Linked DNA regions of Homo sapiens: region 1 is linked to region 2. A link is a loop called in an ENCODE intact Hi-C map of the cell type or tissue named here. Cell type or tissue: mammary epithelial cell. All regions are shown on one strand. Links, peaks and the distances in the headings refer to the core of each region. The heading gives the core; the rest is flanking DNA.

Evidence for each region. Peaks named below come from ENCODE experiments on the same cell type or tissue, not always from the same donor. Only the 100,000 strongest peaks of a DNase experiment are listed, where the experiment ranks them.
Region 1: a loop joins it to region 2, with 14 times the contacts of the local background. A loop is called at or near these places in 8 of 110 quality-filtered maps.

The regions. Positions count from the first base shown.
Region 1 is chr6:97,435,603-97,447,918 of GRCh38, reverse strand. The region is part of intron 1 of LOC101927314 (a long non-coding RNA gene); the gene reads right to left. Among named protein-coding and RNA genes, the nearest start is that of MMS22L, 160 kb to the right of the region's middle. In mammary epithelial cell, for the core only: a CTCF peak has its summit at 7,146 (motif pointing left); no DNase peak of the experiment used is centred there.
Region 2 is chr6:97,180,107-97,192,422 of GRCh38, reverse strand. It overlaps MMS22L (MMS22 like, DNA repair protein), which reads left to right. Exons shown (of 25, transcript NM_001350599.2): 15 at 5,733-5,926; 16 at 10,369-10,519. Among named protein-coding and RNA genes, the nearest start is that of MMS22L, 97 kb to the left of the region's middle. In mammary epithelial cell, for the core only: a CTCF peak has its summit at 5,826; no DNase peak of the experiment used is centred there.

The DNA of each region.
Region 1 (12,316 bases), core at 2,403-10,402, 250 kb before region 2:
ATGTTTGTTTTTTAAACACTCACTCTGGCTATATGTGAAATACAACTGCTTAGGAGCAAGAGATGGACACCAGAGGCCAGTTAGGAGGCTGGTTCAGTATTATAGGCAAGAAACAAAGTGTCTTAGACAAGAGTGGTAGCAGAGGTAGTAAAAAGTGATCAAATTTGGGGATTTATTTGAGAGTAGAGAACTTGCTTATTATAAAATTTGTGCCAAAGTTGAAAACTCAGATCAGACATTACCTTTGGGGTTTTGAGCAAAGCAACCAGATGAATGGAGATTCCATTTATTGATGTGGAGACCACTAGAGGAAGAGCAAATTTGGGAATGAGTGGGAATTGAGAATTCAGTTTAAGGAATGCCACCTGAGACACCCATTCAACAACTCAGTGGAGATGTTGTATATGCCGTTGGATATACCAGTCTGAATCTGAGAGGAGAGGTCAGGATATATGCCACATTTCATTTATTCTATGACACACTCTTTTTCACTATTTTAACATCTTTGAAATGGGGACATGTCTCACAATCAATAATATCTTACAGAGAAATGGCAACCTTTTTTTTCTCCTTAGTAGTATACAAAATAATGGTGCATCAGAAGTCAGTTTCAGAATCAGTGTCTTAGTTTCTTTGGATTATAGAATATGTGAAAGATACCAGCATAAAGATGTCATTGAAGCCATGAAACTGTGAAATCACCTAATAAGTAAGTATAGGCAGAGAAAAAAAACAGGAGAAGGATGAGGGAGTAGGGACAGAGCCCTGGGGCATTTAAAGGCCTGGAAAAGGAGGAGAAGCTGGCAAAGGAGAATAGAAAGGGTGGCAGTGAGTCAAGGAAAAAGGTAAGAGCCAGTGGTGTCCTAAAAATAAAGACAATATTTCAAAAAGGAGGGAGGGTGTGTTCTGTTGTTTCAAATGTTGCTGAAAAGATAAAAACTAATGAAGACTGAGAATAAAGAAGAAATAATGAAATTCTAGTTCTCAAGTGAAGAGTAGTTCAGAAGAATAGCAGGGACAACAGCCTATTGGGAGGTGCATGAAAGAATGCGAAGAAAAGCAATTAGAGCCAATGGTGTTCTAAAATCATTTAGTAAACTTGTCTTTTATTTTGTTATTCCAACTAGAATAGAAGCTTCCTCAAGGCAGGGATCTTTATTTTGTTTGTTTGTTTGTTTATATCCTAAGAACCTAAAATAACATTAGACACTCCATAAACATTTGCTGAATTGAACTCTTTCCAGGACTTTTGCTATAAAATAGAGCAGAGAAATGTAGCAATAGCTGAATTTGATAGTCTTTTACGTAGAGAATGAGTGACATTCTGGTAGCTTTCTATCACAGAACAAAAACTGCAAATAAAAGGTATTATAGGGCAGATTTGAGCTCAAAACAAGCAAGAAGAAAAGAAAGAAACAATTTGATTCTTAAAATATCCCAAAACAGAGGCTGCCTTTTGCAGGGTGGTAATGAGTGTACTATCACTGGCCCGAACAAATAATAAGTTATAAAACAGTACCAGAGAATGCTGAGTTTTCAGACAGGATGAGGGAATTATAGGACAAAAGGTTGAACTGAAGTACCTTTTAACTTTAAAAATTTTCTTTTTAGAGTCACAGCATTTTTAAATCACAAACTCATCTCATCCTCTCACCTGGGGCATTCTGAGCCATCATTCTCTGTTGGGGAATGCAAATGTACAAAATTAAAGTCAAATCAAAATATAATTTAAAAGGTAACTTTCATATGAAAAATAATTTTTTGCATTTCAACACCAATTTCATTTATTTATGTGCAATTGCATTATTGCGCTAACATACATAACTGAGAGTTATTTTTAAAAAGAATGAAAGGCAAAATTCTGTTATATTCAGAAAATTGTACAATTACATCTGTTTGAAATATCTTCCAATCTTTATTACATGAGTCTCATAACTATTTCAAAGAAAAATCAACTGTATTACAAAAAACTTTTACTACTATTCCAGTAGTTCATCCAATAAGTGGTAAAATCCCTGAACTGAACTTCAATACTAATCTATTTAATCCTGACTCTGAAGCAGTCAGAATAATTTCAATGAACTATGAGTTAAATTTTGACTGTTTGGTAATATCTCATAACTTTTACTTAAATATTATTAAATAACATTAATTCTCTAAGATACCATTTAAACAAAATGAAACTTTTCACATTATTAATGTAAAGCACAGTAAAAGTTATCAAATTGTCCTTGGATTCTGAAATATGTCCTATAGCGTGTTGTAGCCAATCTGTTCAGAAATCCTTCTGCTGATTTTTCTCTGCAGGCTGGCTGCAGAGCCAGGAATAGGTTAATGAAATGCATGCGAGGAATGAAAAAACAAATTATAAGTGGTAATTCAGCCACTAAACCTTCGCAAGGCTGGGGGGAAATAGGAAAATAAAGCTAATCTTATTTCATTTTACTTAACATACTCAAAATGTCACCTCATAAATCCTATTTTCTGTTTCCATAAAGAATCTGTGTTAGAACTATTGTTTATTAAAAGTTCTGCTGCCATATGGATAACTTAAAAAAAAACTCCCTTCAACCCTGTACTATGTGCAAATATCCAGCAATTTTACATTCATGGTTTAAATTTTTAATTTAAATTCTCTTCATTTCCTCACAAATCAACTTGGTGCACTATGTAAAGAAACTATGTAAATATCAGGACCTTGAACTTTGGTACAAGAACTTCCCTCAAAATATATTTATATGAACCACAAACAATTCAGAAGATATTCCTACTGAAATCATACTTCCAACTAACAGCATTTTGTTTTTTAGAATTTCTTTGAAGGCTCAGAGACTGGCTTAGATTTTTAGCCTAGCAAATTAATAATGTACTATAAAATTTGAGAGTGCTATCATAAAATAAATTCGGAACTCCACATGCAAGCTCCTATATTAAAATACATTGGGATATATTAAGAAAATAAAGTATATCAGCCATATTCTAAATATACAAACAAGCAACATAGGGATACCTAGCTAACAACAATGCAATATCCAAATGAATACTAAAAGACTGGATCCATAAAGTTATGAAGAACTCTGCAGTATTCACGATTTTAAGACAGAATGTGCTGCCTTTGAATTAGAGCAAAATAAGGCTCCTAAAAAAGTTGAAATGATCAATACTAATTCTACAGAAATATAATAGAGGTCTAAATCACTAAAAACAAATCATCATCTGAAATACAGCCAACACATTCTAATGTTTTTCTTTAAAAATATATTCTTCTCCTTTTCCTTTCTTCGTGAATTAATGAGTCAAACTCATGAAATCTCTACACAGTGACCCTTCATTTTTATCTTAAATTTTAAGAAAATGAGAAAATTTTGATGTTACCACTATCTTTTCATCTGAACCTTTGCATAGTGCTATTATTCCATGACCTAATTTAGTGATAAGAGATTCTGCTTCTGTGTCTATTTAAAAGTTCAGATAGAATCAACTCAGAAAACATATATGAATTTCTTTAAAAATATACTAGCACTTTCAAATCTGCCTTCTAATATTTGCATTGTAAAGTACAATCCCTTTAATCAAGCACAACTTACAACAACAACAACAACAAACACAAGTTTTGAAAAATATTTTGGTTGTATCAGATTTCTTAAGAGCCTTCCACAGAAAGTTCCAAGTTCCTATCATAGAGTTTAAAGTGTTTTCATCATAGGAACTTTAATGTTAACATCCTTAGAACTCAGTGAAAGACAATGACCATATTGTAAGAAAAAAAAATCATTTATCTTTATTTTTGTATTAAATCATTATTCTGCTTGAGGCTTAAGAGATTTATTTTTAAACTTCTGAATATAGAAGAATACTAGGTTAGCAAATTATTTTGGAAAAAGTAATTTTAACACATTCCACATAAATGGGCTTTTGGAGAGTGAATTTAAATTTTCCTACTGTGCCGCTAAGCACCTTTGTATTAATAAGCAAAAGAAAAGAAACTGTCTACTACAGCAGTCAAAGTATCCTTTGGTTGCTCTATTGCAGGATATGTAGAGCTTATGTAAAGGGCTACCAGGCTACCAGGCTTTCAAAAACCTGTAACTCAAATTCTAAAGTGAGGCCAAAGATCACCTACCTCTACGTGTAAACCTAACTTAAATTCTAAGAAAAGGCTAAAGATCACTTCTACCTGTAATCATTTGAACCTGATTTCTCATTTGTACAAATGAAAAAGGCTTTTTAAAATATTGCTGTTAAATGTATCATTTCAAAACAAGGCCATGCTACATCTGGGGAGCCAGGGAAGTAGAGGCCGTGATGAAGAATGGAAAAAAAAAAAAAAAAAGTGGCTTTCCTGACTTTCTTAGCCCCTGGTACTTGAGTTGAATAAATAACAATAGGGCAATTCTGTAGTCTTTGAGTACACTAAACTTTTTTAACCCATGTTAAAAAAAAAAAAAAGCCAAAAGTCAAGCTAAATTATATTTCCACCCTTAAAATTGTCACGACGTATTTAAAGATATCAGCCTTTAATATCACATACAATGGACTACCTTTAATTATCCAAAAATGATGTGTGCTATTTTTTCATATATAAAACTCCCATTTTACCAGGAATATAGGCCAAATAGGTTTAATTATTCTGTTATGAGTAGTAATTAAAGTGTTAGGATAAATACCTGATAAATAACAAATCAGTCTAAGTTTTGAGCACTTTAGTTAGTTTGTTTTTTAATACAGATAATTGACTACAGAATTAAATCGCAAACTGAAAAATAGAAATCACCCATGTATTATCATTCACCTCACAGCTAATCTTTGCTCTTCCTAATTTTTCTTTCTGCCAGTAATTCAAATCCATGAATCTCTAAGATAGTTAACCTTTAAGGAAAGGATTTTTGTCTTTGTCCAGAATTTTAACTTAGCAAAAGAGAAAAATAGGACGTGAAGTCAGACGATCTGGGACCAAGCCTTGGCTAGGTAATAGAGGTAATCACTAAATTCTTAAAATTTTAAGTCTCTTCTCTGTAAAATGGGCCTAGCACCACCCAGCTCCCAGTGTGATAATGAAGGTTAAATGAGATAATGTGCTGTTGGGCAAATAATTGGCAATAAATATCTTTTTACTTCCTTTAAAATAGGAATATAATTTTCTAATAGAAGTTTGCTTTTCTTTTATTGCTGGTTTTAATTTTTTCAACTTTTACTTTAGATTCAGGGAGCACTTATGCAAGTTTGTTACCTGGTTTTATTTCATAATGCTGAGTTGTTGTTTTAAATTGCATCTAAGAAAGAAGTAAATGAACCTATATATAAGTCACGTTAGAATTTATAACAAGTAAAATCAGCACCATGTACTTTAGAATCTGAGGGACAAGAAAAAGGGTTCATGTTATCTTTCAGGTTAAAAGATGCACTTGGATGGTCCAAGGGACTTGAGGTCCTATTTTTTCCCAGTTTTCTCACCTTTCACATTTCTTACTTTTATCCTAATGTCCTACTATCATATTTTCTGGATCTCATTCACATACTTTTTATAGATCATTATTCCTGAAAACAAATGAGAATTTGTTTTCAAATTCCAACCAGCCTATAGAATTGAGTGAAGTAGTCCAAGTCTAAATACAACTGATGACTGGACTTTCAGCCATATACATTTCTTAATTATTTTAAAGTAAGTTATAGATAAAGTATTAATGAAGTATTCAAAAAACTTTTATAAAATCTATTTATAAATCTAAAATTATTATACTTTAAATATAGATATGTTTTTTCCTCTTTCAGTTATAGTGTATTTTAAATATTCATTTCAGAAATACATGAATGCCAAAATTAAAATAACCTAGTTAAAATTATCACTAAAATATATACGTATATATATATATATTATATATATATATAATATATATATTCAGCTATATAACCTGAGTATGTGAGTATTTCTTTTAGGAAGCCTTTAGCCTCCAGGCATTCCTTTTAAACTCTTTCTAAGGTATGTCCATAATTATGTTCCCACAATGTGTTACAAGAAAAATATAAATTTCAATGATCTAAAATGATCATGACATCAAGTTTGAAAAATTTTTTACTACTTATGTTGTTAGTCATTAAAAAAATTATAGGCAGTTTAATTTCCAATGATTAACGAAACCACTTATACAATTTTTTTCACATTTTGGTATCAAAAACCTTTATTAAAACACTATTTTGAAAATGTATTTTCTCAGTGGCTTGTACATCCTATCTCAGAATGATTTTCTTTCATTTCCTAGAACTCTGTTTTTGCAAAGAAGATGTAAAGCTTCGTCTCAAAATTAATTATTTTAATTAAAAATAAAGTATTAGTTTTAAAGATATCTGTGACATAAACCATTGAGAATCCTTAATATACACAGGCCATATTAATATTCCTAATGTATACTGTATCATATTCTTCCTATGTATATTAGATCCTTATGGTAAATAGGAAAAGGACAGATTTGATTTAAAACAAAATAAACCATCCTTGCTTTTTTCTTAAAAGGCAAACTATTTCTTTTTAACTAGAAAGTGTTTTATAATTATCCACTTGTTCACCATCCTTAATATAAGAAAGGAAAGTGTGTATATTTATTTTACTAGTTGATAAGTTAAAACATGTCGAAAGAGTACAAATTGTGGTGTTTTCATTAGAAAATATAAATAAAAATATTAAACTCCAAAATATTTTTATTATAAATTGTTTTTAAATGTCTGCTTTCTCTATGAATTTAAAATGATTGGCTTGAGCACAATATTAAGTAAAAAATAAAACAGTTTTCCTGCCTGAAAGACTCCTGAATAAAGAGAAAATTATTTTTGGATTTCCCTCTTGATCAGATATGAAATATTCTGAAACGCCACCACTATAATTTGATAAAAAGCTTGATATCTCCAAATGAAAATAGGACTCAGCACTTTCATTTTTCTGTCTCTAAAGGAACCTGGGTAAACTGATTTTTTTTTTAAATGAAAATCTCAGGCATAAAGGTGGCAGTAATGAAGCAAGCTTAAATATGTGCTGACCTTTGAAATGAACTGCAATCCGCGTTGTTTGGCCAAGGATCTGACTGTGTTACTGTCTCCATCTATTTCTAGCATGAAAGATGTGGGGGTTGGAGCTGCTCTGCTCTCTGGTGGATGTTGACAGCATGGCTGCAAACGCAGCAGCACCGAAAGAGACAGCTACATACCAGGGATCGAAAAATTAACCACACAGCTGTCAGAGACAGAACTACAGCGCAGATATTTTCTAAAAACCTTGATGGCAAGACAAATGATAAATATGTTTCAGTTTTCTAAATGCAGTATATTTTGTGTTAAGAGGAACATTGCTGTTAGGAAGAGGAGGTAAATTGACAATATATAAAATTATCAAGTGATTTGATAAATCATTAAAAGTTTCAGCTAGTTTTCTTAGGGAGTGCACACATAGAAAAGTATACAGCCTCAAGAATCACACTTTTTGAATTAAATACATAGTGAGATTTTAAATAATTGTCAACGTTCCTGGAGTAACATTTTCTCATTATGATTTATTATTATTATTATTATTATTTTGCTTAGGATAAACAGTTCATAGATAATTAGTTTATGCAATATTGAAGGACGTGTCTCTTTTAAATAATTCCTAGGGATTCTCAGAAGCTTCAAAATACAGCCTAGCACCATCTCCTTTAGTTGTGGACCATCTAAAGGTCTGTACCTCAGTTTTATCAGCTATTAGTGGACTGCCTCTACAAATCTCACTCTTTAAAAAATGAAAAATGCATAAAAAACATGCTGAAGAACACTAAAGCTACCACAGTTTGCGATATCGCAATTAAGTGAAGTCTATATCTTTGGTATAATCTATAAGCACTTATAAGTGAAAATGGATTTCCTCATAGAAAAATTTAATACACATCTCCTTGTTCTAGTTTACCATAAACGTAGTCATCAACTCAACAGCCACTGACTAAAATCTCACATTGTGTTCAGCAACGAGGCATATTAAGTGGCAGAAGATATGGTCCTTGCAGTCAATGATTTGCAGGCTTTGAAGAGTGGTATGTATGTAAAAAAATGTTAAATGACATAAGTCAATAGTCAGTCAAGCACTCAATTGAGCATGTGGTATAGTTGCATCTGATATGAGAGAATCAAATGCTGATATTGGAATGATCCTGAATTGCCATTTCTCACTGGTGTTTTACTTTCATTTGGATCACCTATTCCAGTCTCTTAACAACAACAATAACAAAATACAGAACTTGAAAATAATATTTTCTTGTGGCAGGAATATAAAACTCAAGAATGTTGAAAGGAATGCTTCATAAAATTAGCTATACTAAAGGAAACATTATATATATGTGTGTATATATAGACATACATATATATTCCAAATCCCTGATCTAGCAATTTTTAACCTCAATAAAAAGGACTATTTCTATTCAGTAGTAACCAGAGATTTTGATTGAGTTATGCCTCCTAGAGGAAAAAATTATGAGAAACCTGGATATAAAACATTGATTTCTTTATGGTCCAGAAAAAATGTATTTAAGGGAATTTTAAGGTACATATGAGTTAAAAACTATTTATAATATTTCCTCTCTCATTCAGCAAATTTTGGATTTCCAATGTATATTCCAGAAGTCACATTCTCTAAATGAGTAAATAATACAGGCGCGACTTTTTTAAAAAGTGCCTTGTTGTACCTAAGTGCACTGCAGGACATCTGGCACATTTCATTCTGAAATGATGTTTATCCACAGAAATGCCATCAGTGGAAGATGTATTGAAAAGCTGAAGGTCTATTAAGGGAGTATGGGACAGCTGCATACATTCTGTAATCTGTATAAGGCCATGGAAATGACACAGCAATACCCCATCTGTGGCTTTGGTTTACAGAGCTTTGAATAAAAATTCAAGATCAAACTTCACTTGTTACAGAAAAGAAGAATGCTAAAAGAAAGCTGGTATTAATGGGCTCAAATATAAAGGTCTGTTACTGTTACCTTTCTCCTTAATATAAAATATTTTATGGAATTTCTACACCTTCAATAAATACTAATATTATATATTCACCCCTTAATGTTATTTGAAAAACTGCTTGTGGAGAACTACAGTTTGCACTTTTATAATTTAGGCCATTTGTGAATAGGCTTAAAACTTGCAGAAGTGCTAGGACGGAGTAGGGCAGATGTTCAAACTTCCCTATTTGGGCCTGCCAAGTCCTTCATTCTGGACCTACAATACCCCAGCCAATTCAAAACTCAATGTCTCTTAATAGAGATTACTAATCAAGCTGATTTATGTGGTAGTTTAGGAGGTGGGGTCATTCTTTTTTTAGTGGTGTTGTTTCTAAAGAAAGTTTAATGCTCACAAAAGCCTCAGATTGACAGCTCCACAAAATGGAAATTCACAGAACAGAAGTATCACATGCTAGGGGGATACAGCCACCCCTTATGCTAACCTGCCAATTCACAATTTCAACCTGCAAGGATCTGCCACCGAATTCAAGAGATTAATTCAGTCCCTGTGCCCGTTCAATCCTTTGCCAATAAGGAGGCCAATTAGTTTCAACTACACTGGTTAGTTTACTTCTGCCTTTATTTTTTTCTAACGGGGGCATTTTCTCTCCATCATTTGGATGATTTTGACCCCCAATTCATTTCAGGTTACTATGAAATGGCTGTCAATCACTTGAAACCAAAGCCTAATGTGACCCAAGGCCTGAGGTGAAAAGTTCAGTCATTAGATATTGAAACCATCCAGCTCTCTACTGTGGTGAGTTTCATACAGCTCACAGGAAAACAACAATGAAATTCATAATATTAATAAGTTCAAACTCATATTGTAAATCTCTATTTAAAAATGACAGTCAACTAATTAACACGTTTAGCTGGCCTCAGTTAACTTCCAGTCTAAAAATGTCAATTGGAAGCTTTCATTAACTCATATATATATTTCTTTTGTGCATTCATAAAATAAATATATCTCAGAAAAGTTATATTTTTGTCAAGAATTAAAATATTCACCATATTGAATTATGACTTAAATTTCATTTTAGCCTTATATTCCTAGAAAATAAAGTCTCAGTAATGCTATAAAAGTGCAATGTTACCAAAAAAAGGTAAAGATACTTCTGAGATTTTTTTAATTTAGCAAATGAAAATATTCGATGCAAATATGGTGCTACTAACACCTGAACTCCGAAGGATAGTAGAGAGATGAAAGAATAAACAAATAAATTGAAGAATAATATATTCTTAGTAGGGAGTAAATGTGTAGGATTTTTTTTCCAAAAGCAGAAATAGGTGAAATAACATTTTAATTCTTCACAAACATTTATTTCCGAAAAAGAGCTAACAGAATGGGTTTTAATATTAGGAAGGGGAACAAAGAGCCTGAGGCATCTGAGGGAAGGGGGTGTGCATGATGAAGGAGGAAGGATCACAGATGAGAGATTGATCCTGAAGGCTTCTGTTGACATTGTCTTTGTGAATAAAGCATCTACTATGCCCCCAAGTCTTCCACTTGGCACAAGGCTAATGGGATTTGCATATGCCACAATAAACAATAGGTCTTTAAACAACATGCTGGCAATGCTAGACAAAGATCGAGACTGTGATATTTGGTAAATATATTTCTGAGCTATCCGTATTTATCTCCACTAAATTCAGAAACTTCCAAGTTATTTTCTTCCCCCTGAACTGCAGTCAGGAATTCACAACGGCACAAGTTCTCTAGTCTACCCCTAGAGGGCAATAGAGAAGGCAAGAACATTGTGGTTTGTAATCCAAAAAGGTGGAGAATGGGTAGGGGGCAGAAATAAAAAAATGTTTAAAAGCAAGCAAATTTATCAGTACAGCATTTCCAAGGACTGACAGCCAATTTTATCCTCAAAAAGTACTTAGTGTTTCATAAACCAAAAAAATTAATCCTATTTCTGCTACAATCTACTATAAGTATCATTATTAATGCTTAGAAAAATATCCAGAAAGTGCAGCTTAAAGAGAAGGAACACCAACCAAAAACCACTCAAATAAAACCAAAAACTTTTTTTTTTTTTTTTTTTTTTGAGACGGAGTCTCGCTCTGTCGCCCAGGCGGGACTGCGGACTGCAGTGGCGCAATCTCGGCTCACTGCAAGCTCCGCTTCCCGGGTTCACGCCATTCTCCTGCCTCAGCCTCCCGAGTAGCTGGGACTACAGGCGCCCGCCACCGCGCCCGGCTAATTTTTTTTGTATTTTTAGTAGAGACGGGGTTTCACCTTGTTAGCCAGGATGGTCTCGATCTCCTGACCTCATGATCCACCCGCCTCGGCCTCCCAAAGTGCTGGGATTACAGGCGTGAGCCACCGCGCCTGGCCAAAAACTTTGAGTTAATATGAATAACATTGTTTTTAAAACTTATTCAAAACTTTATAGTGTCCATATTGATACAAACACCTCTAAACTTAAAATAACCATTAACAATCACTGGCAATGTAAATACATGAATAATAAATCTGCTTTTATTTCCAGTTGCATATTTATATGACATTTACATATGTATGAAGATCTTTTAAATGTTTGTTTTGACTAATTTTAGAAATCAAAAAAACTTGCCAAAATAATACAGAGTTCCGTATACCCCAACTCAGTTTCCCCTAGTGTTAGCATTTTGTACTTAGACATAGTTATCAAAACCAGGACACTGATTTTTGTACAATAATATCAACTAAACTATAGACTTCATTCAAATTTCTCCAATTTTTCCACTAATGTCCTTTTTCTGTTATAATGTCCCATCCAGGACACCACACTGCGTTTCTTTGTTATTTTTCCTTAGGCTCTTCTAATCTATAATTGTTCACCAGTCTTTCCTTATCTTTCATGACCTAGAAACTTTCTAAGTTGTGAGTTTTGGCAAGAATACCACAGAAGAGATATTGTGTTCTGTTCAGAACATCATTTCAAGGGATTCATGTTGTCACTATGTGTTACAACTAGTGTTAACATTGATCGCTTGACTAAGGCAGATTTCTGACATTTTTAAAACTAGAAACTTAATTATATTCTTTTTATACCAAAATTCACAGCCTTTTAAATGTACTTAATAACAAAAACTTCCATACTACCAAAGTAGAATAGCCAAGCTAGTGACTCAGTAATATTCCTTGAAGAATAATATATGCTATTAGTGTACACTAGTCCTTGAAGAATAGTATAAGCACTGTGCTCGGTGGGCTTCTTAAGTGGAAAAAAAGAGATTTTGATTAAGTAAATATTATTGTTAATTGTCCCTTTTTGTAAGACCCAAAGGCACTTCTTCAATATAAGAACATA
Region 2 (12,316 bases), core at 1,421-9,420:
AAAACTGAGGCTTAGTAGTTTTCCAGAGTCACAAGCTGATCTTTTCTGTCTTAGACAAGAGCTCATTTGAAGAATTCTCCTTGCATCTCAAGGAGCCCTTATTTTTCTCTGTAATTATATGTGACGGTAAGCATCATTGCCACTGCTGTGCTTTATCATCAAAACAGTCAATAAACTCTTGCTTTGATTTCACATATTCATTCATTCATTCATCCATCCATCCATCCATCCATCCATCCATCCATCCATCCATCCGTCTACCACCTACTTACCCCCTCCTCCACATATGCACAGACACACAGATGTACTGGGGTGTCTGTTACATGGAGGCATTGCAAAGTGTGCTTGAATGCTACTTGCCAGCCTGGTTTCTCCCTGACAATTTGGGCATGCACAGGATTGGGACTCAGGATTGAAACTACCATTATCTCAAATTGAGGCTTTGTAAAAGTCTCTTCATACCTAGAAGTTGTCTATTGTTTTTTCTCATTTTTTGAAGACAAGATTGGATTGATGATTTTTTGGATAACTTCCACTGTTTAAATTTCAGGGATTTTTTGTTTTTCTGATAATGCCATTACCTTAGTTATGTTATATTCTTCCTGGATAATAAGGCAGAGTAAGCCCTGTTTCACAGATACAAGCAAGTATGATGAGAGGATTCAGTGTCTAAGATTTTTTAGTGAGTTTAGCTGAAGCTAAAAATGGTTATAGAGTGTCCTGATTCCCATTTAGTTTTCCATCAGATCAATAAGATACTTGGAATAATTACTCATAGTGGTTTGGAACAACTTTTTGACTTAAAATTTTCCATTATATTTTTCACTAATAAAGATTTTTTTAAAGTTACCATGTTTGCAGTAGAGTTAAAAGAATTCAATTATTGCTGTTAATCCTTACCAGTCATATTTATTATATTATGCTTTTTCCATGTGATGAAAAGTCCATCAATAGACAATTTTAATTTTCCTTAAACTTTGAGGCATCATGTATTAGAAATAATTAATATACAACTGTGAATACCAGGAAAGTGGTATATAGGATGTCATACCTTATTCTATAACAGTTATAGGAGAAACAATGGTATGCCAAGATTAGAGGCGAAAACTATAAGCAGTGGTCCAGTAAGTGTTCCCAGAAGCCTGCCTAAGTTACTAGGGAGGAGCAGAAACTGAGAGACCAGACTGGCAGGTAGAAGTTTCAGGTACAGGGTTCCATGCGTCTCATATGATAGATGCCTCAATAAATTTGTGTGTCTGTGGGGATAAGGTATCTGTGTGGGAGTAGAGAGGTGGGGGCAAAATGGATAAGTAAACATGAAATCAAAGCAAGAAGTAGCAGACAAATAAAAACAGGAAATCTTGGAAAGTGGGGCAAAAGAGCAGTCAGATGAAAGAATCAGGAAAATACTTGAAGATAATGAGGAAAGCTAAAGGAGGCAGGGTAACTGAGCTAAAATAGAAGCGTAGGAACACCTGGATAATTGGTATGTGAAAGTGTGGGTGTTTATATAGTGTAATGATAGGCTTCTAAACTTTTCAGAATGTTATTTCCTGTGGTCTTCACAATAACCCTGTTAGGTGGATATAGCAACAATTGTTCCTGTTCTTGACTCTAAAGAAAACAGCGAGTTGGGAGGTTACTTGTTTTTCCAAAGCCACACTGCTCTGGATAGCTATGCTAATAACCATGTTTATTACGCAGCATAATTACTCCTTTTGTCTCAATTTTCTCATATATAAGATTTGAATAATAATTATGCCTACCTCATAGGGTGAGAAACGATGCTTATAAAACACTTTGCATGGTGCTGGTCTCATAGTAAATACCAGTAAATGCTGGATGTTGCTGTTATTTCCACCATGAGAGCTGCAATTTGAATAACTTGACATTCAGCAAATTTATTTTCTACTATACTGTATTGTATCTTTTATAATGTAAGAGAGCTGGTTACATGTGTGTATTTCCTTATCTGATCTTGTATTTCCAAACTGATCTTAATGTGAAATCTGTCTTTACTCAAATAAAACAATTGCCAAGTGTTGGGAGATCCTACATCCTTGTGTTATGTCTTTCAGTTTCTGACCAGAAATCACATATTTTTCCTTTTATGCAAAAAATCTACTTACATATTTCTACTGTTTGTGTTGAAGAAGGTAAATAATGCCTCATAAAACAGCCATCACCTAGAACTATATTACATTCTTTATAATATTTTATGTATGTTTTGTGTTTTCTTTTACATTGTTACCTCTAGTGACAGAGCTTCTTCTTTGCATTTTTGTAAATGTACCTTCAGCAGATATGCAGTGGTCACATCTAATATAATTTATTTTTCAGTAGTCTGTATAATTAGTTTTCTGGTTCAAACATGTGATTTTAAAAAATTACCAGTGTCTGCAAGGAGTATTTCTAGCTATTTGGCTATAGTGCAAAAATTTGGTTCTTCCTTCAGACTTCTATTACAGTGCACTCTTGGCATTTCCTGTATTTGTCACTCACTGATTTCTTTATGCTTAAATAAATTATTATTATAAGGTCTTAAACAACTAGGTTCTGGTTTAAAATAGCAGGTAATCATTTCTTCTTATCCAGACTGAAAAAGCTTGAACTTTCAAACTATTGAGCAGGAAACATTTTGCATATTCCCGGGGATATTAGCTGCTTTTCAAATCCAAAAACACAAAGTGGGTGCACATTTCCAACACAAGTGTGGTTTGGGGTCAGTGTCTTACCCTTAGTTGAAACTTGTCTTAGCTGTTTTAACTCAACCTTGGAGGATGTAATCTATAGCTTTAAAATTTTTTACCTCACAATGGTTTTTTTTTTTTAATTAATTATTCTTTTTTTTTTTTTTTTTTTTTTTTTTTTGGAGACAGAGTCTCGCTGTTGCCCAGGCTGGAGTGCAGTGGTGCAATCTCAGCTCACTGCAACCTCTGCCTCAAGCAATCCTCCAGCCTAAGCCTCCCAAGAAGCTAGGACTACAGGCACATGTCACCACGCCCGGCTAATTTTTTGTATTTTTAATAGAGATGGGGTTTCACTATGTTGCCCAGGCTGGTCTTGAAATCCTGAGCTCAGGCAATCCACCCACCTCAGCCTCCCAAAATGCTGGGATTAGAGGTATAAGCCACTGCACTCGGCTTTTTTTTTTTTTTTAAACCTAATGGATTCAGAACTTTGAGTCCTATCCCCACGTTAGCTCATACTTATACTCCCTGGTACCTCAACGTTTTGTTGTGGAGAGGTCAAAGGTGGTTCACATTTGTTGGCCTTTCTCATTATTGCCTTGAATACATGTTTTCTAGCATCTCTTCTTATAGTCTTTCCTAATGTTAGAATTCTGATGTTGCTCCTGGCCCTTCAAAAGACACAGCTACATGTGGCTTTTCCAGCCCCTTTTCTTAAGCTTTCTGAAATTCCTTTATTTTATTTATTATTATTATTATTTTTAAATTATTTTGAGAAAGTCTTGCTCTGTCACCCAAGTTGGAGTGCAGTGGCACAATCTCGGCTCACTGCAACCTCCACCTCCTGGGTTCAAGCAATTCTCCTACCTCAGCCTCCTGAGTTGCTGGGATTACAAGCGTGTACCATCATGCCCGGCTAATTTTTTTGTATTTTTATTAGGGAGGGGATTTCACCATGTTGGTCAGGTTGGTCTTGAACTGCTGGCCTCGAGTGATCCACCCACCCTGGCCTCCCAAAGTGCTGGGATGAAATTTCTTTAACCTAAGTAGAAAGAGAAGATAATTTATCAATGTTTAATTCACTTAAAACTTGTGTATGTGTAGGCGCATAAGGGTGCATGTCTTAGTGTGTAAAAAGAAAAGTGGGCTTCAGAGTCAGATTTAAGTTCAGATGATGGGGCCAGCCCTTTCTAGCCATGTGACCTTTGGGCATATTTAGCTTTCCTACTGTTAGCTTCGTCATCTATAAAGAGGATTAATGATACCTATCTCATAGAGTTGTTCCGATTTTAAAAGAATTTAATTAATTTAAGGAATTTCTAGCACATATATAGAGGTCGATCAGAAATGTTACTCCTTCCTAGGGAATAGGTTTTAGTTAGTAAATAAAATGGCTTTTTTAGATATGGTGAGCAAAATCCATCCTACTCAAGTACCATAAGTTATTTATTGTCTTTTGAAACCAATATACTTTGAAAAAGCTATAAAGGGCAGTAGAAATGGTGGTATTATTTTACATGGATTCCACTGTGTAGAAATGTACTGTGAACTTTGCTATGTTGATATAGGCAGTTGAGTTAGTTGCCAGATAGATTTTAGTGGTTTGTTATTTATCTCACTCTAAGATAAAGGAACTGAAATGGTTCTCTAGCCACTAGTTCAAGTTGAAAGCATCTCAAGAAGTTTTTACAGAGAGGACATAGCAGATATTTGGTTAGCTTTTATGAGAATTGTTTACTGTATACTCTTTCCCCAGCCATTTGTTCACTTGTTTTTTGAATATTTCCTGTAGTATTAAGTAATATCCCATAATTTTCCAGGAATTCCAATGTAAAGGGGCTCAAGGCCCTAATGTTATACAGTTTATACTTAGAATTTTTACTCACTCTTGGGTAGTTATGCGAAATATTCTAAGATGTGATCTTATAACCAGCTTGATCTTTTTGTGGGATTGCTTTAGATACACATGCTAGTTCTGTGTTTTGTATAGTTCTTTCATGTTATCCACTTCCCCTAAACTGTTTAAAAACATCAAACATCTTTTTTAAAGTACTTAATTATTTTTCTTAGTGGAATGCTATCTCTATTAAAGGAAGTCTTCTCCATAATTTCCATTGGTTATTTTTTGCTGCTTTCTGTATAATTGAAAAAAAAATGCAAATGTAAATGTATCCATGCATTTATGTCTACTCAGTTGATCTGGCAGTAATATAAACAGAAACAGGAATAATAGCATGGTTGTACATTTAGTTTTAAATAATCATATTATCAGTGGGTGCACAACATAAATGCCTTCTGTTCCACATCACTAAGAAGATCTCTTATTTCCCTCTCTTTGGTAACCTCAATTTCCTGCACGTTTCTATTAAGGTCTAGAGATATCTAAATTTTCGATTGAATTAATCAGCAAAGGTGAGTAAATGATTAATCAAAATTTGAGGCAGTATCGAATTATGTTTTATTATTTTATGAAGAGCAACTTGTTATTGTATATTATTGCCTACCAAGTGAGAATGATTATGAATCTTTTGGGACCAAAGTAGTAAGATTGTATCTAGCATAGTTTTGTCTACTACACAAGGCCTGTGTCTTCTAAACAAGGAAAGTATTTTAATTTAAAATACCACGCATAAGCCAGTTGTACTTACCTTCCTCTTGGTACATCCATGTCCTAAAGCCCTCAGGAGAAAATTGTTTTAAAAATTGTTTTCATGTCTAGATTTTAAGTAAAAATCACTTGTCATGTGTGAGTTGCAAAATGCAGACCTTCATTCTGAAGCTGCCTCTTTCTCATTTGGATCTGACATATTAAAAAGCATATAATTAATGGTTGACATTAGTAGTTAACATTAACTTTATGATGCTTAATATGCCATCATTCATCCATCAAACAACCAGAAATGCATAATGTCTTGGCATAAAGGTTTTAATTATATAAAATGTTTCTCATATGATATAAATGGAAAAAGCTCAAAATGTACTTTAAGAAGATTTTTGTAAGCATTTATTAAGGGTGTTAGCTGTATTTTTATTTCTTTTTAGGAGTATGCATCAACAATTGTGTCAGGAACTTCAAAGGGACAATGTGGACCTATTTGTACAGTCTTCATTATCGGCTAAAGAGCGCCACCTTGCTGCAGTTGCCAGTGCACTGTGGAGACATTTCTTTTCATTTTTGAAGAGTCAGAGAATGTCACAGGTAGTGCCTTTCTCACAACTTGCGGATGCAGCTGCAGGTCAGCATTAATTATTAATTTGCTAATTTCTCTTTTTGCAGACTCTTTGTCAGTATTTTCCTTTATTTTCTTAGTAACAAACTCTTGTATAGCAAACATTTTGTCAGCCAGAAAGATGAAACAAATTACATATTAATAAATTGGGATCCTTTGGCTTATTTATTGCTAAAAATTAAATGATTATTTACTAAAAATAAGATAATTTTCTATCCTGAAAATATTGAATATACATAAGCTTTTCTTATGCATGTAATATTTTGGAAGGTAAACTAGCATTTGATTACGTGTGATTCAAGTAGTTTATTTTCAAATTGTATGAGCAGATACATAGGTATAAGATGAAGTTAATTTGTGTAAAGAGCAAAAGAATATAAAATAAATACCACTTCAATCCCAAGAAGATGAGATCAGAATGACACTGAATATATAGGATGTTATTGTTCTGACTTCTACTAGATTCTACTTTAAGTTGTAATTTTTACTTAATTTGATTATTAACCTAAAGACATGTCCTTAGGCTTTAAGGGACTCTGGATCTCATGAAATTATAGGTAAGAATTTGAATATATGCGCATATATATCATTTCTAAGAAGAGGCCATTGTCTTCTCAAGGGGGTATTTTGCTCAAAATATGTTAAGAAGTATTGGAATAGACAGTGATTAGTATGGTAACTCCATGTACTTGAATGAAGTCCATTTAAAGGTATTTAATTTATTTTTAAATAATAGTTTTAAAAACCTAAGATTTAAACCAATATTTATCCTAGTGTATACGAGGAAAACTGAGCTTAAAGTGCTGTGTAAAAGACTAATGATTTAAATTTGAAAAGATTTTGAATTCTGATAACACTTCTATAATTAGGACTTTACGATGATAGATTAAAGAATTGTGACAGGACAACAATTTTCCAACTACTGTAATGTCTATGAAAATAAATATTGATATTCAGCCAGTTTAAGCAGTCATTAATAGATGATATAACTTGTGTACATGCATCATCCCAACTGCCAGTCAACAAAAATAATAATGCATCAGTTCAGTCAGTGCTGTCTTAGATGCTGAAGATAAATGGTATATAAATAGAAAGCAAAATATGTGTACTTTGGCTTTGATTTGAAATAAAGACTTGATAGTTTAGGAGAGAATGATTTTCTTCATTTAAAAAAAGTTACTGAATACCTAGTTTAATAGGCATTGGAGAGATACTAATGGAGAAGAAGGACAAAAATACTTGTTCTGATGGAGCTCATAATCTAGTGTTGGGGCATAGGAAGACCACTAAATGAGTAAATAGTGTAATGTGTGGTGATAAATGCTGTGGGAAAGAGTGGAATATAGGATAGGAATACAGAAGGCCAGAGGCAGTTGTGATTTTAAATAGAGTGGTCAGGAAGGCCCAAGTAAGTAATATTTGTGCAAAGAACTGAAGGAGATGAGAGACCATGCTTTGCAGAAGTCTGAAGGCAAGAACATGTCTGGTGTGTTTGAGAAACTATAGGGAAGCAGCAAAGGCTCATGTGGAATGAGAAAGGGAAAGAGAACTAAGAGATGGATCAAGAGGTAATGGAGAGCTAGTTTGTGTTCTGCCTTGTAAGTGGTTATAAAGACTTTTGGTTTTACTCTGAGATTGGAAGCTGTTGAAAAGTTTTGAGCAGAGGAGTGATAAGAGTCCTCTGGCTGCTAGGTTGAGGCTAGACTTATAGGAAGACTAGGCAAGGGGAAAAGCAGGAAGGCAGTTAGGGAACTATTGTAATAACCCAAAAATGAGCAGCTGTGGCTAGAGTGGTGGCAGTAGAGGTGGTGAGAAGTGGTCAGGTTTCCCATCTGAAGAAAGTATTTTCAAGGTAGAGATGACAGAATTTGCTAAGTGGGTAAGATACGGTAACCAAATAGATAAAGAGAGGAATTAAGGGTAACTATAGCCATTTGCTGAGATGAGGAAGATTGAGGCTAGAACAGATTTTATGAGGGAAGATTAACATTTTTGGTAATTTTTTTTAAGATGTTCATTAAATCCAAGTAGGCATGTTAAGTAGGCACTTAGATAATGATCCTAGAGTTCAGGAAGAGGTCCAAGCTAGAGATTTGAAGTTGGAAAGCATCCATATATAAATAATTCTTTAAAACCATGAAACTGGATGAGATCACCCATAGAGCAAGTATGGATGAAAAGAAAAGTTTGAGGACTGGGCCTTAGGGTATTCCTTTGTTCAGATTTGTAGGGTCAGGAGAAACAAGAAAGGAGACTGGAGAGGAATGAAGGTAAGTTAAGAAAAAGCAGGGAAGTGTGGTGCCGTGGAGCCCAAAGAGAGGAAAGTGATCAACAGCTCAGTTTCTATAGATGGATCAAGTGAGATAAGGTCTGAGAATTAGTCATTGGATTTAATAAGAGGGAAGTCACTGGTGACCTGAAAGAGCAGTTTGTATGTAGTGGAGAGGCAAAGGCCTGATAGAAGATGATTCCAGAGAAAAGGTGAAAAGAGCAATTCCAGACTGCAAATTTAGATTAATCTTTTTGAATATCACTGTTTAAGAGAAGTAGAAAAATGGGGATAGTAGCTAGAGGGGTCAAAGAGGAAGGTTTGTTTTTGTTTGGTTTTTAAATAACATGGGAGACATTTCAGTATATTTAAAATGCTGACAGGAATGCTCCAAAGTGAAGGAAAATTGCATGGTACAAACAAAGTCACTTTTGTTTTAGTGCCCAGATAAAATGGGATCTTATAGAGAACTTGGCCTCAGTTCATCTCTAGTAGCAGAAGAGAAGGCAGAATAAGTGAGCCCAGATGAAGGCAACTGCGTAAATGTGGTAGCAGCTTGTGATAGTTCTCTTCTGATGTTTCTTGTTTCTCTGTGAAGTATTAAGTCAGTCCATCAGCTGAAAATGAGGAAGGGGCAGAAGGTGCTGGCTGTTGATGAAGAGTGAAGAGAAGATATGCAATTGTACCCTAAGAGAATAAAAGACTGAATGGACTAGGGAAATGTCATAGGAATGCTGGCCAATTCTAAGAGCCTACTTGAAGTCTGTAGTCATAAATGTAAAGTGGTATCAGTCAGCATGGTTCTTCTTCAGCCATTTAATACTGGTACATGTGGGGAAAAGGCCAAGAGTTTGAATTAAACAGGTGATGATTTTTCCAGGCGAGTACACAAATCAAGAAAGGAGCAAGAGTTGGTAGTATAAATGAATGAGTATAATAATGGACCATGCAATCAAGTGTCCTAAAAAGGGACAGGGAAGGCATGGAGACAAGGAGGGATGAGGAAATGGTTGTAGGATCAGTGGATTTTAGGTCCTGATGGAATCAAAGAATTGTTGGAGTTGGGGGAGAAGAGGAAAGTTGGAAAGCTAGTTTGGAGTCAAAAATTGGGGTACTTTACAATTGAAATTACTGAGATTGTAGTTACTGGTAATGCCAAGGTCGCTGGGTATCAGCATGGGAGTGAATGGCTGACGTAGAATGGAAGATAGATTCATTAAATCAGAGGAGTTCAAGAAATCAAGAGTCCATGACACTGGAGAAAAATAATCACAAAAGATTATGGCAGGAGTGCTGTTGGAGAGCATGATAGTGAGCTACAGTCTACAAAGAATGAGAGGAGGAGGTGAACTAGGAAGTAGTAGGTAAATGCAACAAAGATAGTGACTGATATAACCTGATGATATGAAATTCAAAGCTAGCAATTTTAGGGAGGAAGAGGGGAGAATAGTCTAGAAGCAGCAATGTGGACCAAGGAGTAATCTCACCCTGTTGGTAGATCAAGTGGTATACGGGGAGTGGGAAAATAGACAGCCACCCCGTTTCAGAAAGCTGCATAGGAGTTCTTAATAAATAATGTATTGGCAAACAAATTAATATCATACAAAATGAGTTTATGGGTTCCCAAGAAAAATCACAAAATAAAACATATTTGTTTAGCATGGTTAACTAAGGAATTCTAGTTCCTAGACTTTGTGGGTTCTAAAGGAAGTGGAGTGTCATTGATTGTAGGAGATCTCTGTTTAATAGAAGAGAATGTCCAGTGTCTAAGGTGAGAAGGAACTGTTCACCTGTGGCAGATGACAGGCAAATTTGCTTCCTTAGAAGACTAGATGCTGGACATATTTTATAAATAGGTCTTTTGAATGGTGGAGGCACATTAGCCAAAACCTCAGGCATAGAATTTGTAATTAGAGGGAGCCATTATAGATCTGTAATGATAATGCAGAGATAAATTCTTCTAGGCCTTTCTTGGAGATCTAGATGCTACAGAAATTTCTATGACAACATGAATTTGTTCAGTTTTAGCTTTTTGTTTGCTCTACATTTCTAAGTAGAACATTTTATTATTTGTTACTTAAAAAAAAAAAAAACACTTGTTATAATTGGCCAGGGGTGTGTGGGTCAGAAATGGTTTTTAAAGATTCCTGACTTTAAGTTTCTCTCATTTTGAATCTAGACTTTACTTTGCTAGCAATGGACATGCCAAGCACAGCTCCATCAGATTTTCAGCCTCAGCCAGTTATATCAATTATTCAACTTTTTGGTTGGGATGATATCATCTGCCCTCAAGTTGTAGCAAGATATTTAAGTCATGTCCTACAAAATAGGTACGTGCTTTTATTTCAGGCATACACATTAATGCAAACCTGTGACAGATCAGTATCCTAGGAAGCTAAGAATTTTCACAAATGAGGACTGATCTCTACTACATATACTCTCACTTTGTCAGGTTTTTGCTTTCAGATATATCAGCCTTTCGACAGTAGTAATAGTAAGAACACTAACTTATATTTTGTGGCCTGCTTTAAAAAAAAAAAGTTGTTTGTTAAGCCCTTTCAAAACTGTTTTTGTAAGACTGCCTTATCATCATACTGAAGTGACCTTTCTACACATCCCACTGTGAAAGAAATTACACATTTATTATTACTGAATCTGTAAGATACTGGTATTTATTACAGTCTTCGTTTTAATGATAGCTTTCCTTTTTGCTGCTAGATTTTTAACTGTTAACTCACTCTTAACTCATGAGATCATGAGTTTTCACTCTTAACTCATGAGATCATGAACAAGATACTTCACCTGAACAATGTCTTCCTTATCTATAAGTATTTCCTGCCACATTACACAAGAGATCTGAGGAACCTCATTGGAAAAAAAAATAGAATGAATAAAGTTACAATAGAAATAGTGTAGAGTGGTCAGGAAGACTTGAATAAGAACATCAAGATGAGAGAAAATAAAATAAATATACAAGCCTAAGAGGTCTTAGTCCTCTTTTTAGTAACAACTGCTTGTAGAGTGAGAGAGCATATTCATGACCACTTCTCTGTTTATTTTTTCTAGGGTTTTTATTTTTATTCTACTTGCCACTTTCTTCATTACTATCTCACATAGCTAGTTATAATAAGCCCTTGCTTTTCTCTTGGTAGCCATAGTCTTTCCTGTCTTCGTCCTTAGCATAAACCTACACATACGTCGTGTGTACACATGGCATATGTGTAGGTTTATGAGATCTTAGTCCTCTTAGGCCTGTGTATTTATTTTATTTTCCCTCATCTTAACGTAGTTTTTGTCCAAGCTGCCCATCAGTGGAAATGAAGAGAGATGTAGTTGGTGAGCTAAGTCTTTTCCTAAGGAAGCTTCAATAAGCAGTATCATTAAGTATACATTTTTTCATTGGGCTTTCAGTTGTAAGGTAAGAGAGTTCAAATTCAGTTGGATTACTTTTACAATCCCTTCCAGTTTGGGAATTCTTTAATAGTAATGAACATTTATATTATGCATTAAAGACTTTTGCTGAAATAATTTGAAATAATTTCTACTTAAAAAATGATATTGTTAGCGTATTAGTAACATTTGAAGAAACTGAAATGCAAAGGTGCTATATAGCTTTGGGAAAGTTATAAGGTAATAAATAACCAGTCTGTGTTCTTCTTCATTGTGTCCTTTTTTATGACAACTTATATTCGAGGTATTTCAAAACATTTTTAGATTTGTGGTTTGTATGAATTTTAAAAATTTTGGACATTACATAACATTTTATATTTAGGTTAAGACCATCCCCATCCTCTCTACCCTGACTAATGAATGGGTTAGAAATCAGGTTTAGTGGCCAAGCACGGTGGCTCATGCCTGTAATCCCAGCACCTTGGAAGGACAAGGCAGGCGGATCATAAGGTCAGGAGATCGAGACCATCCTGGCTAACACGGTGAAACGCTGTCTCTACTAAAAATACAAAAAATTAGCCGGGCATGGTGGCGGGTGCCTGTAGTCCCAGCCACTTGGGAGGCTGAGGCAGGAGAATGGCGTGAACCCGGGAGGCAGAGCTTGCAGTGAGCCAAGATTGCACCACTGCACTCCAGCCTGGGCAACAGAGCGAGACTCCGTCTCAAAAAAAAAAGAG